5 separate regions of the Mus musculus genome follow, and regions 1, 2, 3 and 5 are each linked to region 4. The links are chromatin loops, found by intact Hi-C in ENCODE. Cell type or tissue: heart. All regions are shown on one strand. Region 1 holds the start of Endov (endonuclease V). Region 2 overlaps Rnf213 (ring finger protein 213). Region 3 overlaps Rnf213 (ring finger protein 213). Region 4 overlaps Card14 (caspase recruitment domain family, member 14). Region 5 overlaps Rnf213 (ring finger protein 213).

Region 1 (4,000 bases), 150 kb after region 4:
TGTTTGTTTATGATTTTTCCCTCACAACAGCACAGTACAGTTCTACATACTCTCCCATTTTCTTGTTCTGGACTCAATGCCAGCATTTCCCAGAACTCAGAAGGAAGAGATCCCTAAGGAACTACTGGTCTAAGAAATAAAATATGAACCATCCGTTTCTAATACCAGAGAAGGTACCTTAGATACACTTAAGTTTACCAGATCATAAAAAAGCAAGAGGTCGCAAACCCCAGTCCTTCCTGCTGGTACCTGCTGGCCTTGGCTCTTTTGTCTTAAGGTAAAGACAAACAAAAGGCTACAATCTAGAGCTGGAGAGCTGGTTCAGCAATTGCCAAATATGTGCTGCTGTTTCAGAGGGCCCAAATTCAATGCCTAGCACCCATGTCAAGAGGACCACAGGCTCCTGTAACTTGAGCTCCAGGGGAATCTAACTCTTCTGGTCTCCGTGGGCACCTGCATTCGTTACCAGACTTACAAGAATGAAAATAAATCTCTAAGAAAAAAAAAAAACACTACAGTCTGCTGAGCTCATGTCATTGAGAGGGAGATACACATTAGGTAAGGCTCTGGGTACTAAACGGACAGGATGGGTATTTGGGGTAAGAGACCTATACTAGAAACAGAAAGACTGGTCCTCATTAAGTACTCACCCAGCAGGAAATGAATGAGGCAGACTAATGCAATCAAGAATATAAAAACTACAGTTCTGCACCAAATCGTTGAGCATAGCCAACTTTGCGTTTTGTTTTGGGTTGACACCCTGTAGTGCCTAATCTTGTTTGTGGACTTGGCTATATCTGGAATGAACTAAAACCTAAGAGTCCAGATACCTGCCCTCTATCTAGGACACACCTTCTGGTGGCAGCCTGTATAAAAAGACATGAAAGAAGGAAGCTTTTGTTTTTTGCCTGCTTATGGCAAGCTCTAAATCCCCTTTATGTATTTTCTATCGGTTCTCTTCCTCTAGAAGAACCCTAACTAACACACACACACACCCTGGTCTGGAGGATCCTTTGTTTTTGTTTTTTCGAAATGGGATTTCTCCGTGTAGTCCTGGTTGTCTTAGAACTCAATTACTGTAAACCAGGCTGGCCTCGTATTCAGGGATCCTCTTTACTCAAATGCTGGAATTAATGGAGTGCGCCCACGCCCAGGACCCTCGACTTCACTGGTTTTTGAGTTCTTATTCCGGACTAATTTCTCACAATCGGTACAACTGAAAAAATCTATGCTGCAAAGGTGTCTCAAGTTTGCACAGAGGTTTTCTGCTCCGCAAGCGCGTGCTCATACGCAATGTGTCGATGTGCGGACCCGAACCTGGCAGTAATTGGAACCGCGTTACCCCAGGGCTCAGGGCTCCGTGTGTGCGAGGGATGCAACTGCTGGCCAATCTTTTCAGAGCGGGGCCGAAGCTGCTGGAGGGCTGGAGGCGCCAGGTAAGGCGCAGAGCTGGGCTTGCATTTCCCAAACCTGTGCGCCAACCCACCTACGGGACGGGACGCCGGCATCTGAGAGAGTCGCGCGGGAAGAAGTCAGCGCTCGGCGCCCAGCACTGCTGTGACAGCGGCCCCTGGTGGCGGCAACCTCAGCTGAAGCGGAGGGACGCTAAACGAGCGAGGCTAACAGCTCGGCGCCGGCGCTCCGGAAGTGACGTCCTCAAAGCCTCGAGGCGCTAGCCATGGCTCACACGGCCGCTGAGCGGCCGCCAGAGGAAACCCTGTCGCTGTGGAAAGGGTAATGGGGTCGGGGTCGTGCATTAGCCAAGGGGGTGGCCTTCTCCAGTGACCTCCGACCTCACAGCCCCTGTGGCGGCTGGGAAACTGACCCTCGGTGCTGCGGCACAGGCCTGCTCCGGGCCGCCGGCTGCCGGAAGTTGCAGCCAGCCTTTGTGGGCGTGGTCCTCGTTTCCGGTACCGGGGATTCCCATCGCCGAGAGCTTTTCCTTCTCAGTGTGGCTTGATGGACAAAAAGGAGAGAGGGTGGGCTGGGAGGGGGGACGCCCCGAGCGTCGCGCTCTTCCCATGGGCCCTGAGCCCGTTTGATGTTCGTGTCCTATTAGGGAACAAGCCCGGCTGAAAGCGCGCGTGGTGGATCGGGACACGGAGGCCTGGCAGCGGGACCCCAGCTTCTCGGGCCTGCAGAAGGTCGGGGGCGTGGATGTGTCCTTCGTGAAAGGGGACAGTGTCCGGGCCTGCGCTTCCCTGGTAGTGCTGAGCTACCCCGAGCTCAAGGTAACCCGGGTGGGATGTTGCGCCCGGTGCAGTTCGATCGTAGGCAGAGAGCCAGGGTCCAGTTTTATAAAATTTACTTTTTTTTTTTAATACTTGCACCCCGTAGTGTATATATATATATTTGATGCTAGGAAGCCGACTCAGGCCCTCGAATGTGTTAGGCAAGGGACTGATACACTTCCACCCCGTTTGTAGAGTGTAATGAATAGATTGGAATGCCTTTGAAGAAAAGTTTTCAAAAGCAAAAAGCAGAGGAAATATGGGCACCAGGATGCTTGTGATGTACATAAACTCCCACGGGTCTACATATATGTACACAAATGGTGAATTAAAAGTAGTTTTTAAAGGATCGACAGACAATTCCAGGTCTGGTTGTTGTGTTTCTGATCAGATGGAAGGGACTCGGAAGCCCAGGGACCTTAAAATTCTGAGGGGAAAGGTGTCCCAATGGAAAGGCATCGTGAGACACAAGGACCCGGGAACCACACAGCTCTGAGAGGAAGCCTCAGCCCCGCTCTCTCCACTTCTCTTCTCTTCTCTTCTCTTCCTTGCTTCTTTTCTGACAGGAGAGTTACACCAAGCAGGAAATTTTATGAAAGAGATTTATTGGAGGGAAGACTCCAGGAGGAGGAGGAGGGACTAATCTAGGAATGGCTGCCCTCTGCTCTCGGGGGGGGGGGGGGGGGGGGGGGGGCAGACAGCAGGAAACTGGACAAAGGGGCAGTGCTTTTATAGGATTTCTGAGGGGACAGAGCTTCTCAGGGCAGAGATTTCCAGAATGAGGATTTGTGGGATCTCAAGTCCTGAGCTTGGGGTGGGCTCAGGGATCATTGGATTTTTCACCTCCTTTCCCTGTATTAGGGCCATGACTTAGAGTAGGAAGTCCTTCCTGGTGGCAGCCAGCTTTTGCTGAGGTGCCATCTCTGAGGCTGCTGGGGAGGCTGGAGAGAGGTGCTGCCTCTGTGAACAACTCCGGTAGTGGTGCTTCATCAAGGCTGTAGGCTGGGGCATTGAAAGAAGGTCTCACCACTGTGGACAGCTCCTCAGGACAGAAGTAGGCTGAGGCAGGAAAGGTGCTGCCACCATGGACAGCTCCTGTGATGGCCTTGGGCTGAGGAGATGTCATAGTGCCTCTATTTTGATAGGCGCTGCCATTTTGGACATTTTACTGCTGCCGCTGTAGCCTGGGTCGGGAAGGAAGGGCCTTCCGCAGCCTTGATGGCTTTTGTGGCGCACTTCTCAGGAACTGCAGTTGTCATCCTGGTTGCTCACCTCAGTGGCACACAGTACACACCACACTTTTCACAAGCAGAACATCTCTGCCTCCCCAAACCTCCTGCTTTCCATCTTGTCTCACAGTAGCGCCATGTTTAAAGTTATTTTTAATTTTTTGAGCTAAAGTAAAAAAAAATATATTTTTCAGCCAGATGTGGTTGCACACACCTTTAATTCCAGCAATCGGCAGGCAGAGGCAGGTCCACAAAGTGATTTCCAGGACAGACAGGGCGACACAGAGAAACCCTGTCTTGAAAAACAAAAAGTAATTTTTTTCACATGTGTTTATTATTATACTTCATTCATATTCTCCCCTGCACAGTATTCCCCAGTCTTCCTCCCAGTTCCATGTCTTCTACCTCTTCAGGACTTCCTCTCTGTCCTTTGCACGTGTGCCACAGTCACCCCTTCTGTAGGCTACTTACCTGTTTCTTCACAGCCTCCGCCCTCCCACCCCTGCCTCAAGTATTGTTCTTTGTTTCTCTCCATGGATA
Region 2 (4,000 bases), 100 kb after region 4:
TCCAACGACCTTACCAGTATTTAAAACGGTTCCATCAGCAGCAGAACCTGGACACATTTCAGTATGAAAAAGGCTCTGTGGAAGGCTCTCCTGAGGAGTGCCTGCAGCACTTCCTCATTTACTGTGGCCTCATAAACCCTTCCTGGTCAGAGCTTCGGAACTTTGCTTGGTTTCTGAACTGTCAGCTCAAAGACTGTGAGGCGTCTATCTTTTGCAAGTCAGCTTTTACTGGAGACACACTTCGGGGCTTCAAGAACTTTGTGGTGACCTTCATGATCTTAATGGCCAGGGATTTTGCTACTCCGACTCTTCACACTTCAGACCAAAGCCCAGGTAGGCAGTCAGTCACCATTGGCGAAGTTGTTGAAGAAGACCTAGCTCCCTTCTCTCTTCGAAAGAGGTGGGAGTCAGAGCCCCATCCATATGTTTTCTTCAATGGTGACCACATGACCATGACATTCATAGGTTTTCACTTGGAGACCAATAACAATGGCTATGTTGATGCCATCAATCCCTCAAATGGTAAGGTCATCAAAAAAGACGTCATGACCAAAGAACTGTTTGATGGGCTGAGGCTTCAGAGAGTGCCCTTCAACATTGACTTTGATAACTTGCCCAGATATGAGAAGCTTGAAAGACTCTGCCTGGCACTAGGTATTGAGTGGCCTATTGATCCTGATGAAACATATGAACTTACCACAGACAATATGCTTAAGATCCTGGCCATTGAAATGCGGTTCCGATGTGGGATCCCTGTTATCATCATGGGAGAGACAGGCTGTGGGAAAACCAGGCTCATCAAATTTCTTAGTGACCTCAAGCGTGGTAGTGTGGAGGCAGAAACGATGAAGTTAGTGAAGGTCCATGGAGGGACAACACCATCCATGATCTACTCCAAGGTCAAGGAGGCTGAGAGAACAGCCTTCTCCAATAAGGCCCAGCACAAGCTGGATACCATCTTGTTCTTTGATGAAGCCAACACAACAGAAGCTGTAAGCTGTATCAAAGAGATCTTGTGTGATCGGACAGTGGATGGTGAGCACCTACATGAGGACTCTGGCCTGCATATCATTGCTGCCTGCAACCCATATCGGAAGCACTCCCAGGAGATGATCCTCCGCCTGGAGTCAGCAGGTTTGGGATACAGAGTGAGTGCAGAGGAGACTGCAGACAGGCTGGGCTCCATCCCTCTGCGGCAGCTGGTCTACCGTGTTCATGCTCTGCCTCCAAGCCTCATTCCTTTGGTATGGGACTTTGGGCAGCTGAATGACTCTGCAGAAAAGCTCTACATCCAGCAGATCGTACAGAGACTGGTGGACTCCGTCTCTGTGAATCCCAGTGAGACTTGTGTGATTGCAGATGTGCTCTCTGCCTCGCAGATGTTCATGAGGAAGAGGGAGAATGAATGTGGTTTCGTCAGCCTCCGGGACGTGGAGCGCTGTGTCAAAGTTTTCCGGTGGTTTCATGACCATAGTGATATGCTCTTAAAGGAGCTCGACAAGTTTCTCCATGAATCCAGTGACAGCACACATACTTTTGAGAGAGATCCTGTTCTCTGGTCCCTGGTGATGGCCATTGGGGTATGCTACCATGCCTCTTTAGAAGAGAAAGCATCCTACCGCACTGCCATCGCCAGGTGCTTTCCCAAACCATACAATAGCAGCAGGGCCATCCTGGATGAGGTCACACATGTCCAGGATCTTTTTTTGAGGGGGGCACCCATAAGGACCAACATAGCCAGGAACTTGGCTTTGAAGGAGAATGTCTTCATGATGGTAATCTGCATTGAGCTTAAGATTCCCCTTTTCCTAGTGGGGAAGCCCGGCAGCTCCAAATCCCTTGCCAAGATCATTGTGGCAGATGCCATGCAAGGGCAGGCTGCCTTCTCTGAGCTCTTTCGCTGCCTGAAACAGGTCCACTTGGTGTCATTCCAGTGCAGCCCACACTCCACCCCCCAAGGTATCATCAGCACCTTCAAGCAGTGCGCTCGATTCCAGCAGGGTAAGGACCTGGGGCAGTATGTCTCAGTGGTGGTGTTGGATGAAGTTGGGCTGGCTGAAGACTCACCCAAAATGCCCCTGAAGACTCTGCACCCCCTGCTGGAAGACGGGTGCATTGAAGATGACCCTGCCCCATACAAAAAAGTTGGCTTTGTTGGCATTTCCAACTGGGCTCTAGATCCTGCCAAGATGAACCGAGGCATCTTTGTGTCCCGCGGCAGTCCCAACGAGAAAGAGCTCATAGAGAGTGCTGAGGGGATCTGCTCTTCAGACAGGCTGGTGCAGGATAAAATCCGTGGGTATTTTGCACCCTTTGCCAAGGCCTATGAAACAGTGTGTCAGAAGCAGGATAAGGAGTTCTTTGGGCTTCGTGACTATTACAGCCTCATCAAGATGGTCTTTGCCAAGGCCAAAGCTTCTAAAAGGGGGCTTTCCCCACAAGACATCACGCATGCTGTCCTCAGGAACTTCAGTGGTAAAGACAACATCCAGGCCCTGAGCATCTTTACAGCCAGTCTCCCGGAGGCCAGGTACAAGGAGGAAGTCAGCACCGTGGAGCTGATCAAGCAGAACATTTACCCTGGCCCGCAGGCGTCCAGCAGGGGCCTGGACGGCGCTGAGTCCCGTTACTTGCTCGTGCTGACCAGGAACTATGTGGCGCTGCAAATCCTACAGCAGACGTTCTTTGAGGGTCAGCAACCAGAGATCATTTTTGGCTCCAGCTTTCCCCAGGACCAGGAATACACCCAGATCTGCAGGAACATTAACCGGGTAAAGATTTGCATGGAGACTGGGAAGATGGTGGTGCTGCTGAACCTGCAGAATCTCTATGAGAGCCTGTATGATGCTCTCAACCAGTACTATGTCTACCTTGGGGGTCAGAAGTACGTGGACCTTGGACTAGGCACCCACCGAGTCAAGTGCCGAGTGCACACTGCCTTCCGCCTCATCGTCATCGAGGAGAAGGATGTGGTGTACAAGCAGTTCCCTGTGCCCCTCATCAACCGTCTGGAGAAGCACTACCTGGACATGAACACTGTGCTGCAGCCGTGGCAGAAGAGCATCGTGCAGGAGCTACAGCAGTGGGCACACGAGTTCGCAGATGTAAAAGCAGACCAGTTCATTGCCAGACACAAGTACAGTCCTGCAGATGTCTTCATTGGCTACCATTCAGATGCCTGTGCCTCTGTGGTGCTGCAGGCTGTAGAGAGGCAGGGCTGTAGGGATCTGACGGAGGAGCTGTACCGAAAGGTGTCTGAAGAGGCCAGGTCCATCCTGCTGGATTGTGCAACACCAGACGCTGTGGTCCGGCTGAGCGGTTCCTCATTAGGCTCGTTCACTGCAAAGCAGCTGTCACAGGAGTACTACTACGCCCAGCAGCACAACTCTTTTGTAGATTTCCTCCAGGCCCACCTGCGCATGACCCATCATGAATGCCGGGCTGTCTTCACAGAGGTGACCACTTTCCCACAGCCTCTCCCTGTGTTTTGTCACCTGAGAGCCTAGGCTCCTAGGGTCAGAAACTCCAGCTGTATTTAAGCCAGCATGCAGGGGTGACTTACAGGTAGTACAGCTATGTGGAGACTGGGCTCCTCAGTGTGCCCAGCTCTGCACAGTTCTCATTGGAAGCCAGTGTGCGTGTAGCTTAGAAAGGCAGCATTCTAGCAGGACCAGGGACATAGGAAGCCTGTTATGCATGAGATGGGTGGAAAGAAGGGGATATCGGAATTTCTTTACGAGGTACCAGTGCAGGGAGGAGGGCAGTGAGCTGTGAGCATCTCGGGGAGCATTCACTGGGAGAACTTGAGGTCCAAAGCTGTGAGTTCTATGCCCTGAGGTTGAGACGGAACGATCTCCTGGAGGGCCTCAGTGGCCCACTAAGGAACCTGATCCTTCCTGCCTAGAGGGACACCTGCAGAGGAGAATGTCTAGAAGGGCCTTGACAGGGGGACAGCAGTGAGACAGAAGGCTGCCATGGAAATAGACCAGTTAGAAGGCTT
Region 3 (4,000 bases), 96 kb after region 4:
AAGCTCACATGCAAATGACAGCCCATAACGCAACTTTCCTTTCTCCACTGGTCATCCTCAGAAATTGTAAACGACCATTAAGAAACTACAACTCAGGCTTAAGAATGGGTCAGCCCCTGTGGCTTTTGCAGAGGACCCAGGTTTGGTTCCCAGCACCCACATGGTGGCTCACAACCTTGCATTACTCCAGTTCCAGGGGATACAACACCCTCTTCTGGCCTCTCATGTCACCAGGCACACACATGATGCACATGCATATATAAACCAGGCACACACATGCACATGCATATGTAAGGCAAATGCTCATGCACACAAAATGAAATAAGTCGGGTATGGTGGCACACACTTTTTAATGTGGCAGAGGCAGGAAGATCTGTTTGAAAACAGGCTGGCTTCTAACTCACAAAGATTGTCCTGCCTCTATCTCCCAAGTGCTAGGATTAAAGTTGGATGTCTTGCTCAAAGTAAGAAATTTTCAAAAAGAAGAAGAAACAGCAAAGCTTGAGGCTCCCTAATGCTCGTTCTGTTATTTCTCTCTTGTGGTGAGCTGTGCAGTGCATATGTGGCTGTTTCTCTCTCATCACTAATAAACCCAGATGCTCTAACGCCCTGCACCTGCCATCTAGGGCTTCTGGAGCAGTGGGGGAAGCCTGACTGGTGAAGATGCTGCACGACAGAGCCCCAAGGGACACGCCCAAGCACAGACACTGCATGTGTGCTGGGGGTGGGGCATAGACAGACACTTCATGTGTGATGCCAACAGGGTGGGGGTGGGGGGCAGCTGAGTGCCAGTGAGGACATGTCTACTCACTCCAGCCTGTTCTCTGCTTCTGTCCCAATAGAAAGATTCTGCCAGAAATTTGGAGTGGCTGAAGACAGTGAAGGAAAGCCATGGATCTGTGGAGCTCTCATCTCTGTCCCTCGCCACAGCAATCAACAGCAGGGGCGTCTACGTTATTGAGGCACCCAAAGATGGCCAGAAGGTGAGCCTCCCAAAGTCCTGGTGCAGTTTTGTATGGCCCTGTGGTCTTGCTATAAAGTTATGGGACTCTGTGCAGGAACTAACTTATAAATGTGTGCTGCCCCCCAGATTTCCCCAGACACTGTTCTCCGCCTCCTCCTCCCTGATGGCCATGGTTACCCCGAGGCATTGCGCACCTACTCCACAGAGGAACTGAAGGAACTTTTAAATAAGCTGATGCTCATGTCTGGAAAGAAAGACCACAACAGCAATACAGAAGTGGAGAAGTTTTCAGAGGTGAGCAGATAGGTTTGTGCTGCTGCCCACAGGGGCCACTTTGGCGTCAAGCTAGGCCAGTCACTTTTGTTACTGAGCTATGGAAAGGGTCTGTGTAGGCTTTTGGTCAACACAGCTCTGCCATGGGTCTGCAGGATGTAGTACCCCGATTCACAACGCCAGAGACATATCTGAAGTAGGGTAGACCCTATGAGCAGCAGGTCCTCCTCAGGAGCCTCAGGAGGAACTGTGACCAGCTGTGGAGAAGAGATGGCCAACAGATATTCTTAGAAACAATCACCTCACTGCCTCCATACTCCTGTTGAGGTAGGAGGGTCTTGAATTTGAGGCCAGTCTGGAAATACGAGACCATGCCTTTACATACAAACACACACATACCCATACAGTCTTTACATTGACATCCTTTGTCTTTCCCTGGACATGGTGGCACACATCTTTAGTCTCAGCATTTGAGAGGCAGAGGCAGGAGGAATCTTTATAAGTTCAAGGCCAGTCTGGTTCCCTAGTGAATTCTAGGATATCTAGGGATACGTACTGAGACCCTGTCTCAAAAAAAAAAAAAAAAAAAAACAAAAAAAACAAAAAGAGAAAAAGAAAAAGGCAAAAAGGCGATGGGTGCTCCTTGTTAAGCCGATCGAATAACTATGGAGAGGCTGTGGTGTGATGACTATTAGGCAGATTTCTGTGAAAAGTGAGCTAGCCTAAGCCCTTTACCACTCCAAAGGCTTAATAGCAGGCAGGTGTGTGTAGGGTAGTGTGTCTTCCCCACAGGCGTGTGCTTTGGCCTCATGGTTCCCTTTCCCCCAGGTCTTCAGCAACATGCAGCGGCTTGTACATGTCTTCATAAAACTGCACTGCGCGGGCAACATGCTGTTCAGGACTTGGACTGCTAAGGTCTACTGTTGCCCTGACGGGGGCATCTTCATGAACTTTGGCTTGGAGCTGCTGAGCCAGCTGACAGAGAAGGGAGATGTCATACAGCTCCTGGGAGCCCTCTGCAGGCAGATGGAGGACTTCCTAGATAACTGGAAAACAGTGGTCGCCCAGAAGAGAGCTGAACACTTTTACCTCAACTTCTACACAGCTGAGCAGCTGGTCTACCTAAGCAGTGAGCTCAGGAAACCCAGACCTAGTGAAGCTGCCCTCATGATGCTATCCTTCATTAAAGGCAAATGCACTGTCCAGGACCTCGTACAAGCTACCAGTGCCTGTGAAAGCAAGGCTGACAGATACTGCCTGCGGGAGGTTATGAAAAAGTTGCCCCAGCAGCTGCTTTCTGAGCCCAGCCTAATGGGCAAGCTTCAGGTTATTATGATGCAATCCCTCGTGTACATGAGTGCCTTCCTGCCACACTGTCTGGACCTGGATGCCCTGGGTAGATGCCTTGCTCATCTGGCCACGATGGGTGGCACTCCTGTGGAGCGGCCACTCCCCAAAGGCCTGCAGGCTGGCCAGCCTAACCTGATCTTGTGTGGCCACTCGGAGGTGTTGCCAGCTGCACTGGCCATCTACATGCAGGCCCCCAGGCAGCCCCTGCCCACCTTTGATGAGGTGTTGCTCTGCACCCCAGCGACCACAATTGAGGAAGTGGAACTACTCCTGCGGCGCTGCCTCACTTCGGGCTCCCAGGGGCACAAGGTCTACAGCTTGCTGTTTGCAGACCAGCTGAGCTATGAAGTGGGCTGCCAGGCAGAGGAGTTCTTCCAGAGCCTGTGCACACGAGCGCACCGTGAAGACTACCAGTTGGTGATACTCTGTGATGCTGCCCGGGAGCACTGCTATATCCCCTCCACCTTCAGCCAGTACAAAGTGCCCCTGGTGCCCCAGGCCCCGCTCCCGAACATCCAAGCTTACCTGCAGAGCCATTATCAGGTCCCGAAGCGGCTCCTGTCAGCAGCAACTGTATTCAGAGACGGGCTGTGTGTTGGCATCGTGACCTCTGAAAGAGCTGGCGTTGGTAATGAAAGAGGTCCCCTCTCCCAGATACTGCCCACTGACACTTCCTTCTCTAGCAAGGCTGACTCTGATGAAGCCCTTCTTCAGGGGTTTGGCTCTTCCTTAGCTGTAAGCCACTGAGAACTCTGTCCTCTCACAGTTCCTGACCACCTCCTTCAGACTTTGTTGCAGTTTCTTTCCTCTGGGAGTGCTGCTGGCTTCTGGCATCAGTGCTGGTTGTGGTTGAGTGAGAAAAAACCCTGACCATGCTTCAGTTGCTGTTTGTTTCCTTTCATCCTGTCCTCTCTTCCTTGAACAACCCTTTTCTGTTGGGAGAATTTGGTTCCCCACACTCTACCTTTGGCCATCGCTGACTTGCGCCGTCAGTAGTCAGGAAAAGGGCAAAGTTGGTCAGTGGATGGTGGACAGGGAACCTGAAGATCCATGGTTAATGAAGCTGCTAAGAAGTGGCGGTGCACAGCATCTGGCTTGAATCAGAATCGCTTCTAAAATATCTCTATATTCTCTTCTTCTTGGTCTGTAGATTTGGGGCCTAATTTTTGTATGTTCATATTGTAGGAAAGTCTCTCTACGTGAACACACTGCATACAAAACTAAAAGCAAAGCTACGTGACGAGACGGTCCCTTTAAAAATTATTCGATTGACAGAGCCTCATCTAGATGAGAACCAAGTCCTAAGCGCACTGCTGCCGTTCTTGAAGGAGAAATATCAGAAGATGCCGGTTATATTCCACATTGATATCAGCACTTCAGTAAGTGTCCTGGCACCGCCACCCACGAGAGGAA
Region 4 (4,000 bases):
AAAGAAACCAGAATTCCAGAATTCTCACTTCACTACACACAGCTTGTGACAAGGGATTTGGATAGGCCATGAGAGAAGATATGTGGGTGGCTGCCGAAAGCCGAGAGGTCCTCTGAAGGCTCCCACCCCCACCCCACCTCAGCTGCCATCCCATGTTGGTGAGAAGCCCACCTTCACACTTTGCCCTCAGGTGGACTATAAACCTACCAAGCCATCATTAAGGGCCACTCTGGAGAATACAACGCTGGAGCAGGCTGTGGGCCTTCTCAGGAGGGTGAATGGCTCCTGCTACTTGTCTGTGAAGATCAACACTGAAGGTACAGACACCACCCCACACCTGCTCAGCTCTCAGTCCCCTCCTGTGACCCTGCTGTACCTACCAGGAGCCAAGGCAGTTCAGCCAGGGTCTCCCTAAATTCCCCAGACTCTAATGAACTGGAAACTTCCCTCCATCCCACTGGGTGCCTTCCATAACTTTTCCCTCTCCCATCTCTACATTCTAGAACCTTCCTTGTGTAAGCTCAGAGGTCAGGGATCATCAACCACTGACATCTTCTTCTTTTGGGGGGATTTTCCGAGACAGGGTTTCTCTGTGTAGCCCTGGCTATCCTGGAACTCACTCTGTAGAACAGGCAGGCCTCGAACTCAGAAATCTGCTTGCCTCTGCCTCCCAAGTGCTGGGATTAAAGGCGTGTGCCACCACTGCCCAGCCACTTACATCTTCTTTTATCAGGTTATAAGAACCTCATCCAGGACCTAGATGCCAAAGTGGTAACGTCTGGGGATTCCTTCTACATCCGTGTCAACCTGGCCATGCAGAGGGGAGGGGACGGAGAACTGCAAACTCACTGCAATGACATCCTGCATGTCACTGACACCATGTTCCAAGGCCGCAGCTGCTGGCATGCCCACCATGTGAACCCCTACACCATGAAAGACATGGAGCCTGGCACCATCCCCAACTATTCACAGTGAGTAGCTGCTGCTGGCACTGCACAACCCCGCAGATGTCCCAAGGACAACATCTGCCTGTCTCAGTTGAGTGTTGAGGTCCCTCCACCTTCCAGAATCTTCGCTGCACTATAGCAGAGTGCCTGCCCAAGATAAAGAGTGAAGAAAAGGTTTACTTGAGTGCATGGGTCTGCTGGTGGTAGGTGCCTCTCTGTTATGTGCCCTGGCATTAGCTCCACTGGGACCAGTGTAGGGCAATTAAATTAGCATGGCCTGGCCTGGCCTGAGGCCTAGGAGATATTTTCAAGGCCTGAGTCTATGCGCCCAGGGTGGAACACTCCTGCTCCCTGCCTGTGTCACACTTGTCCTTGAGGAGGCTCAGTCAGGCTGTCAGAGCCTCTCTTCCTTCATTTGCTCAGGGCTCAGCAGCAGCTTCTGGCCCTCATCCAGGACATGACTCAACGGTGCACAGTCCCCCGCAAGGTGAGGCTCTGGCAGAAGGGTATGGTGCCCCTGGGGTGGGCTGGAAGGGAGCGGGGTGCTGTGGAATCCTGTGTGAGGGGTGTGGACCACTGAGCTGAGCAGGGCACTATCTGGACCCTGTGTTCCCCACCAAGCCCTGTGGGCCTGCAGGCCCTTGGAATGGGCCGTGTGAACACACCGGCCTGGTTTCAGAGTGGCCCCTGCTCTTCCTCACTTTCCCAGTCTCCTGTCACCAACCCACCCCCTGTTCTTGTTTCCTCTGAGGTCGGGCACCTTGTTCTCTTGGGACACAGAGCACCTTTCACTTTGAGCACCCATCTGTCCCTGAGCAAGGTGCTAGGATATCCCTGCCCGGAGCATGGCAATGCTAAGTCGGGAGAGGGCCTGCTCTTCTCTCTGCCTATTGCACCCTACCCCTTCCTGCAGAGCCCTGCTGCCTGAGGCCCCTCCCCTGCCTCTCACCCCTGGTGTGGGGCCTGGGAAGCCCGGTTGCTCATGGCACAGCCTGATTGTTCAGAGGCTGTTCTGGATTTGCTTATGTGGCAGGGTGCTGAAGCAGGGAGGGGGTGTCAGGCCCCAAACCCAGTACTGATGGCTGAGCCTGCTCTCTTTCCTGTCCCCCTGTTCCTCCCGTGACAGCCTCCTGGAGGACCACAGAAGTTAGTACGAATTGTCAGTGTGGACAAAGCCGCTGTCAGTCCTCTGACTTCATCCTTTGACCAAAGCCAGTGGGATTCTGGCAAGGAGGAAGGTGAGGCCTGGCTGGTTGGCATAGGGACCATGTGGGCATTGGGGGTCACTTCTGAGCAGTACCATCAAGGTGGTGTCTCTCACTCGGGCCGGGGGCTGTTGTCTGTTTGTTTAGATGTTTTGCATGCATGTATGTATGTATGTATGAACGTACTTATGTGTACTATTGACATGCAGTGTCCCCGGAGGCCAGTAGAGGGCATCAGATCCATTGTGATTGAGTTACAGGTGGTTGTGAGTCACTATGTGGGTAATTGGAATTAAAGTCTGTTGAAGAGCAGCCAGTGCTCTTAACAGCAAAACCATCTCTCCAACATCCCCCCACCCCAGGCTGTTTTTTACGGATCATAATAAATATCTACCCACCTTCTGAACAGCAACTGAGCATCACATTTGATGTCTTCTAAATGGCCGTGCCCCACTCTGAGGCCCGACCCAGTGAAACTATACAAAAGCTACTAGCCCACAAGTGTGTGCAGGAACAGTAAAACCTACCAATCGCCCAGTGTTCTGTAAGGAAGGTCACTAGGTGACCAGTGTATGCACGTGGTCATGCTAGAGGTCTGACTGGTGTAAGCCCACGGGTAACAACTACAGAGTGAAGCTGATCAGAAGTGAGTCTGGTAGTAGGGAAATAATTCGTTTTCTTTAAGACAGTTTGGATGCCTAATCTAAGCTGGGTACTGGGGCCTAGGAGATGGCTCTGCTGTTAAGAACACTTACTGCCCTTGGAGAGGGCCCGGGTTTGGTTACAACACCCAAATTAGACAGCTTACAACCACTTGTAACTCCATCCTACAGGATCCAATGCTGTCTTCTAGCCTCTGCAAGCAATGGTATGCGCGCACACACACACACACACACACACACACCACCAAAACATGTAAAAGTAAAAATAAACCTTTTCAAAAATAAGGTTGATATTGAAAACAGGAGCTACCTAAATAACCCAGGGTCCAGGAGGGAGGAGGCTGAGGACGCTGTGGCCTGAGGGGCAGGGATGAACGGCATGGATGAGGAGGGGGAAGAGTTGGGGTGAAGGGCAGGACCCTCACACCCTTCAGGAGGAACCAAGCTCCTCCTATCCTCAGAGGTTCATTCTGAAGAGCTGTGAGCTCTGTAGCAGCTGTGCCAGCATGCACAGTTAGCATAGCAGCTGTGCCAGCATGCACAGTTAGCATAGCAGCTGTGCCAGCATGCAGTTAGCAGCACTGAAATTGAGAATGCCCCCCACAATCAGTGTCTCCTGGGAGAGAGGGGGCAGGGACACAGGTGGGAGATGGTCACAACCTCTGTCCTCTGCAGGTGGTCCTAGCGTGTGCTTCTGGTCAGAGAGCTGCTTCACCCTGGCACCGTACACCCTGGTGCACCCCCACAGGCCTGCCCGGCCCCGGCCTGTGCTGTTTGTGCCTAGATTAGTTGGAAGGATCCTGGGTAAAAAGCTGTGTCTCCTCCAAGGTTTTAAGCAATGTTCAGCAGGTACGTGCTCCTCAGTCAAGCGACCAGAGCAGGGGACCATAAATTCAGAGATACTATAACTGAGGGCCACAGATGGGACACTGAATGGTGACAACTGTCTCATGGTTCCCAGGATGTCTGACCTCAGGGCCTCACCAGAGTCCTGCTCTCTGGGGGCTGCAGGTGTGGGTCCTTCCTGGCTCATCCAACACTTTAGGTGTGTGGGAAGTCCCCAGTCCCATCTTGGCTTTGGTCATTTCAGACCAGTTCAGTATGTGTGTCTTTGTCTATACATGACCTTCTTAGGGGCTATCATAACCAAGTATTGTTTCACATAAAGACCCTACTTCCAAAGAAA
Region 5 (4,000 bases), 65 kb after region 4:
GCCTCAAGTGGTTTCCTGATGTGATCCGCACTGGAGCCTGGGGCTGGTTGGTTAGCTCTCAGTCAGAGAGTGGAGGAAACAGCACGGGAGTGGAGCCTAGACTCTAGGGCCCGGAGGGTGGAGAAATTAATGTAGTCTTCTAGCAAGGGAGGAAAGAAGTTCAAGCCAATGCCGGTGTATCTGTCATCAGAAAAAGTCTTAAAATGACAAGAAAGCCTCAGGATATGACAAACACCGGATGAATTGCAGTCTGGGGAAATCCTGGCAAGGGTGTGGTGGTGACCTCAGCACTCAGGAGGCAGAGGCAGGATCAAGAGTTTAAGTCCAGTCTTGCCTACGGTAGTGAGTTTGGGGCAGCCTAGGCTACAATGAGACTGTGTCTTTGCCTCTTTTCTAAAGTCTCCCAACCACAGGCTCACAGCAGCTGGGCCTGGTGGAACTTGCTATCATTTCAGAATTTGAGAAGAGGCAGGATTTGAGTTCCAGGTCAGCCTGGGGTATGTAGTCACTGAGAAAGACTGTATAGAAAAACCATGCCAAAGGGACAATTTGTATCTCAGAATCAGAGGAAGAATAATAGTACAAAACGCCACAGATTTTATTTTAAAATAGCATTCTTAAACTGTGTGTGGTGGCGCACACCTTTCATCCCAGCTCACAGGAGGCAGAGGCAGCTGGATCTCTGTGAGTTTAAGGCGGGCTCCATTGCAGAGTGAGTCCCAGGACAGACAGCCAGGGCTATAAATCAATTGATACTTTGTCTCAAAAAATAAAACAAACAAAACCAAAAATCTGCCTGGTGGCTGGAGAGGGCTCCATAGTTAAGTGTACTGGTTGCTCTTCTAGAGGACCCCGGGTTCGAATCTCAGCACCTACATGGTGGTTTACAATTTTCTGTAACTTCAGTTCCAGGGGATTTGACACTCTTTCCTAGCCTCCATGGGTACAAGGCCTACATGTAGTGCCCATCATGTGTGCGGCCTGTCTTAGTTATGTTGCGGTAAAGGTCCAACCCAAATGTGCCCCAGCAATGAAAACACAACTCAGTTAATATGAATACATTCTGTGCGCCTAGATTGGGCAGATCTACCGCTACACTAGCATCTTCCACAGCTTATGAGACCCCCTAGAACTTGGGTTTCTCCAGGCTATGTTCTTCTGCTCCTCTTTTCTTCTTCCTCCTCCTCCTCTGCATCCTCTCCCTCCTTCTTCTCCTCCTTCTTCTCTCTCTCCCCCTTCTGCTCCACCTTCCCTTTTATCTGCCCAATCATCAGCTCTCCTGTATTTTACAAATTAAGGTGGGAATCGGGTTTACCTGAGTGCTGACTCACTCCTTGCTGGGAACCACTCTGGGGAGAACGGAATTAACATCAAATGTAATTAGCCCCAGGGCTATCCACAACAGTTGTTAGGGTTTTATTGTTATGAAGAGGCATCCTGGCCAAGGCAACCCCTTTAAAGCAAACCATTCAACTGGGGCAGGCTTACAGGCTCAGAGGTTCCATTCATTATCATTGTGGTGGGATGCATGGCAGTGCGCAGGCACACATGGTGCTGGAGGAGCCAGAGTTCCACATCTTGATCTGAAAGCAGCATAAGATTCCATACTGGACAGGGCTTGAGCATAAGAGACCTCAAAGCCTGCTCCCACCGTGACACAAAAGGTCACACCTCCTAATAGTGCCACTTCTTATGGGCCAAGCATTCAAACACATGAGTCTGTTGGTCCATACTTATTCAAACCACCCCAAATGTGTGTGTGTAGCAACACAACTTCAGGGCATGAGTCCATGTATATCAGCATAAAGTGTGCACATTCTCAGGGGGGAGGGATTAGTGTTGCCTGTGTCTGGGTAAGAGGCATGGTCTGGTAGGAGTTGCCCCTTTGGGGTAATGAGAATGGGAATCTGTTAGACAGAGGTGTGGCCAACAACACTCTGGGTGGAACTGGTCATTTTAAAATGGATGGAGCGGGCTGGAGAAGCGCATCCGCTTAGTCCTTGCTGTTCTTGCAGAGAACCCAGCACCTACATGAGGCAGCTCACAGCTGTAATTCCAGCTCCATGGGATCTGTCGCCCTCTTGTGGCCCCTGGAGTGACCTGCACTCATTACACACATAATTAAAGACAAACCTTTTAAGAAGTACTAGTACTAACAAAAATGTCTAAATATGCATGGGCTGGGTTGGAAATGTGAATGTTAATGGACTGTCTGGTGATTGGATTGTGAGGCCCTTTGTGTGTGTTCTGACAACCACCGTGTGGTCCTTCATGAAATGCCAGTGCATTTCATAGAGTGGCTGTAATGACAGCGTGATGCTTCAGCACTGTGTGTTGTGTGTTGAGGTGGGCATCAGGAGAGATGGCCTCAGAAGCCAAGCTTGGGAGCCACTCAGCAGCCACACCCCAGTCCCATTAATGGGGGTCAAGGGATCTTCCTGGCTGGTGGAGCCAGTGGGTGGTAAGAGTTGGCCTGCTTCCATTCTGGCTTTTCTGTGGTAGCTTTTCTGTGGTGACTAGCGGGGAATTCTTGGCTGATTTTTCGCTTCCACTCAGGCTAGTGGGTTTGTGTGTCTTGCAGGAAGGGAAGAAGAGCCTTAGTGGTGGCCAGGTGCGTTGTGCTGACGAGCCTAACTAGCTAAGCTGCTTGGTGTGAAGTTGTATCGCTTGCACTAGACATTGGGGTACTTGCCCATCAGTGTCCCTATACCTCTTGCCATTGGCCATGGACTCTCAAAGGTGCTGGGGAGGTGGCTCATTCCTTGTAAGGAGGTGGCTACGACTAGACCTTCACCGAGATGGAGGTTCCTGAGGCCTTTGCAGGAGTGGAGCAGGGAATAACCCTGCCCTGTGTGAAGGCTGTCATATCTCAACAGGAAGTGGACCCAGAGGTTTTTGTAGATGCTTCAGAGGACACAGCTGGTGGTCCCGAAGGTGCTCAGTGCCCTCCCAGCAAGAGGAAGAAGGAGGAGACAGCCGGGTGTGAGGTCATGGACACTGAGCAGGTAGCTTGAGAACGCAGTCACCCCCATCCTAGTCTGTGTGCTAGCTACCAAGTGTCATTGCCACATTCCACGTGCCTGCCCCTAATAGGAGGGAAGAAGGCTGGTGAGCTGAGCCATCGCTGGGTGTGGCAGTGTGGACTTGGCTTGTGACTGAGGAGGTTGACCAGGCAGGGTCCTAGCTTGGGCTTGGATTGGGAGGGGGCAGTTCTAATCTAAGGTGTCTAAAGGTCAGGGACCAGGTGCACAAGGGGCTTCCCGTACCGTGTGTTTGTCTGTTTGTGTCATTGTGGCAGAACAGTGACGTAGGTAAGCAGGAGAGAAACCCAATGTGACGTTTGATTGCTTGAGACACTGGAGACCTTTTGGTTGCAAACCACTGGGCAGCCGGCTAGAACTGGCTAAAGGGAATCTGCTCCGTGTCACTGCTGAGTCCTTTGGTGGGGCTTGATCAGGAGCTGGGACGAAGGGTCCCTCCATGGCTCTCTCTGCTCCGACTTCCTAGTGTTGCCTGCCTCTTAGCCTTCCAATATCTATGTCTAGCCCCCGAGTCCACACCCACGTACCCATCATGCTTTGCTCAGGGAGTGAGAGATTGCCTCTGGTGCCCTCTACAGAAGAACAAAACAGCTTCCTTCAGACCTCATGAGCTCTGACTGGGCTGGGAACCTGACCCATGGTGGAGCACCAGGCCGTGCAGTAGGAACTGGCGTTCCTTCCGTAAGCTCGTGACCCATGAGGGCTCATTCCAGAGCGGGAGCAGAGCTGTGTTCCCCTGCATCACATGGCTGAGACCAGGGACATGTGGGATCGGGGAGCTGTCACTCTGTTCTGACTCAGACTTGAGATTTGGGTAGGGCTGACATAGCATGGTGTCCTCTCCTCCTCTCAGACACAAGAGTCTACAATTGGTGCCTAGGGAAGGTCTGTGGCCTGCTCTGTGGGCAGGTGACCAACCATCCCCTGCTCTCTGTACCCATCCGCCTCAGGGCTAACAT

Evidence for each region. A loop is a pair of places that touch in the nucleus more often than their neighbours do. Peaks named below come from ENCODE experiments on the same cell type or tissue, not always from the same donor. Only the 100,000 strongest peaks of a DNase experiment are listed, where the experiment ranks them.
Region 1: a loop joins it to region 4, with 2.8 times the contacts of the local background. A loop is called at or near these places in 9 of 42 quality-filtered maps.
Region 2: a loop joins it to region 4, with 2.3 times the contacts of the local background. A loop is called at or near these places in 6 of 42 quality-filtered maps.
Region 3: a loop joins it to region 4, with 5 times the contacts of the local background. A loop is called at or near these places in 6 of 42 quality-filtered maps.
Region 5: a loop joins it to region 4, with 9 times the contacts of the local background. A loop is called at or near these places in 16 of 42 quality-filtered maps.

Annotation. Positions count from the first base shown.
Region 1 is chr11:119,489,726-119,493,725 of GRCm38, forward strand. It overlaps Endov (endonuclease V), which reads left to right and starts at 1,622. Exons shown (of 9, transcript NM_001164636.1): 1 at 1,622-1,734; 2 at 2,060-2,231. The coding sequence starts at 1,679. A930037H05Rik (RIKEN cDNA A930037H05 gene) reads right to left here and starts at 1,510. Exons shown (of 4, transcript NR_153849.1): 1 at 1,318-1,510. In heart, CTCF peaks have their summits at 1,575 (motif pointing left) and 1,791; a DNase peak (open chromatin) is centred at 1,586; H3K4me3 peaks cover 2,383 bases; H3K27ac peaks cover 1,582 bases; H3K27me3 peaks cover 743 bases.
Region 2 is chr11:119,440,337-119,444,336 of GRCm38, forward strand. Rnf213 (ring finger protein 213) reads left to right here. Exons shown (of 68, transcript NM_001040005.3): 29 at 1-3,455. Among named protein-coding and RNA genes, the nearest start is that of A930037H05Rik, 49 kb to the right of the region's middle. In heart, a CTCF peak has its summit at 2,108 (motif pointing left); no DNase peak of the experiment used is centred here.
Region 3 is chr11:119,433,846-119,437,845 of GRCm38, forward strand. Rnf213 (ring finger protein 213) reads left to right here. Exons shown (of 68, transcript NM_001040005.3): 24 at 843-983; 25 at 1,091-1,258; 26 at 2,066-3,215; 27 at 3,773-3,966. Among named protein-coding and RNA genes, the nearest start is that of Mir1932, 45 kb to the left of the region's middle. In heart, a CTCF peak has its summit at 2,262 (motif pointing left); no DNase peak of the experiment used is centred here.
Region 4 is chr11:119,337,502-119,341,501 of GRCm38, forward strand. It overlaps Card14 (caspase recruitment domain family, member 14), which reads left to right. Exons shown (of 23, transcript NM_130886.4): 16 at 191-317; 17 at 734-971; 18 at 1,371-1,434; 19 at 2,074-2,185; 20 at 3,490-3,663. Among named protein-coding and RNA genes, the nearest start is that of Sgsh, 16 kb to the right of the region's middle. In heart, a CTCF peak has its summit at 2,381 (motif pointing right); a DNase peak (open chromatin) is centred at 2,331; H3K27ac peaks cover 345 bases; H3K27me3 peaks cover 301 bases.
Region 5 is chr11:119,402,751-119,406,750 of GRCm38, forward strand. All of the region lies in intron 3 of Rnf213 (ring finger protein 213), which reads left to right. Among named protein-coding and RNA genes, the nearest start is that of Mir1932, 14 kb to the left of the region's middle. In heart, a CTCF peak has its summit at 2,086 (motif pointing left); no DNase peak of the experiment used is centred here.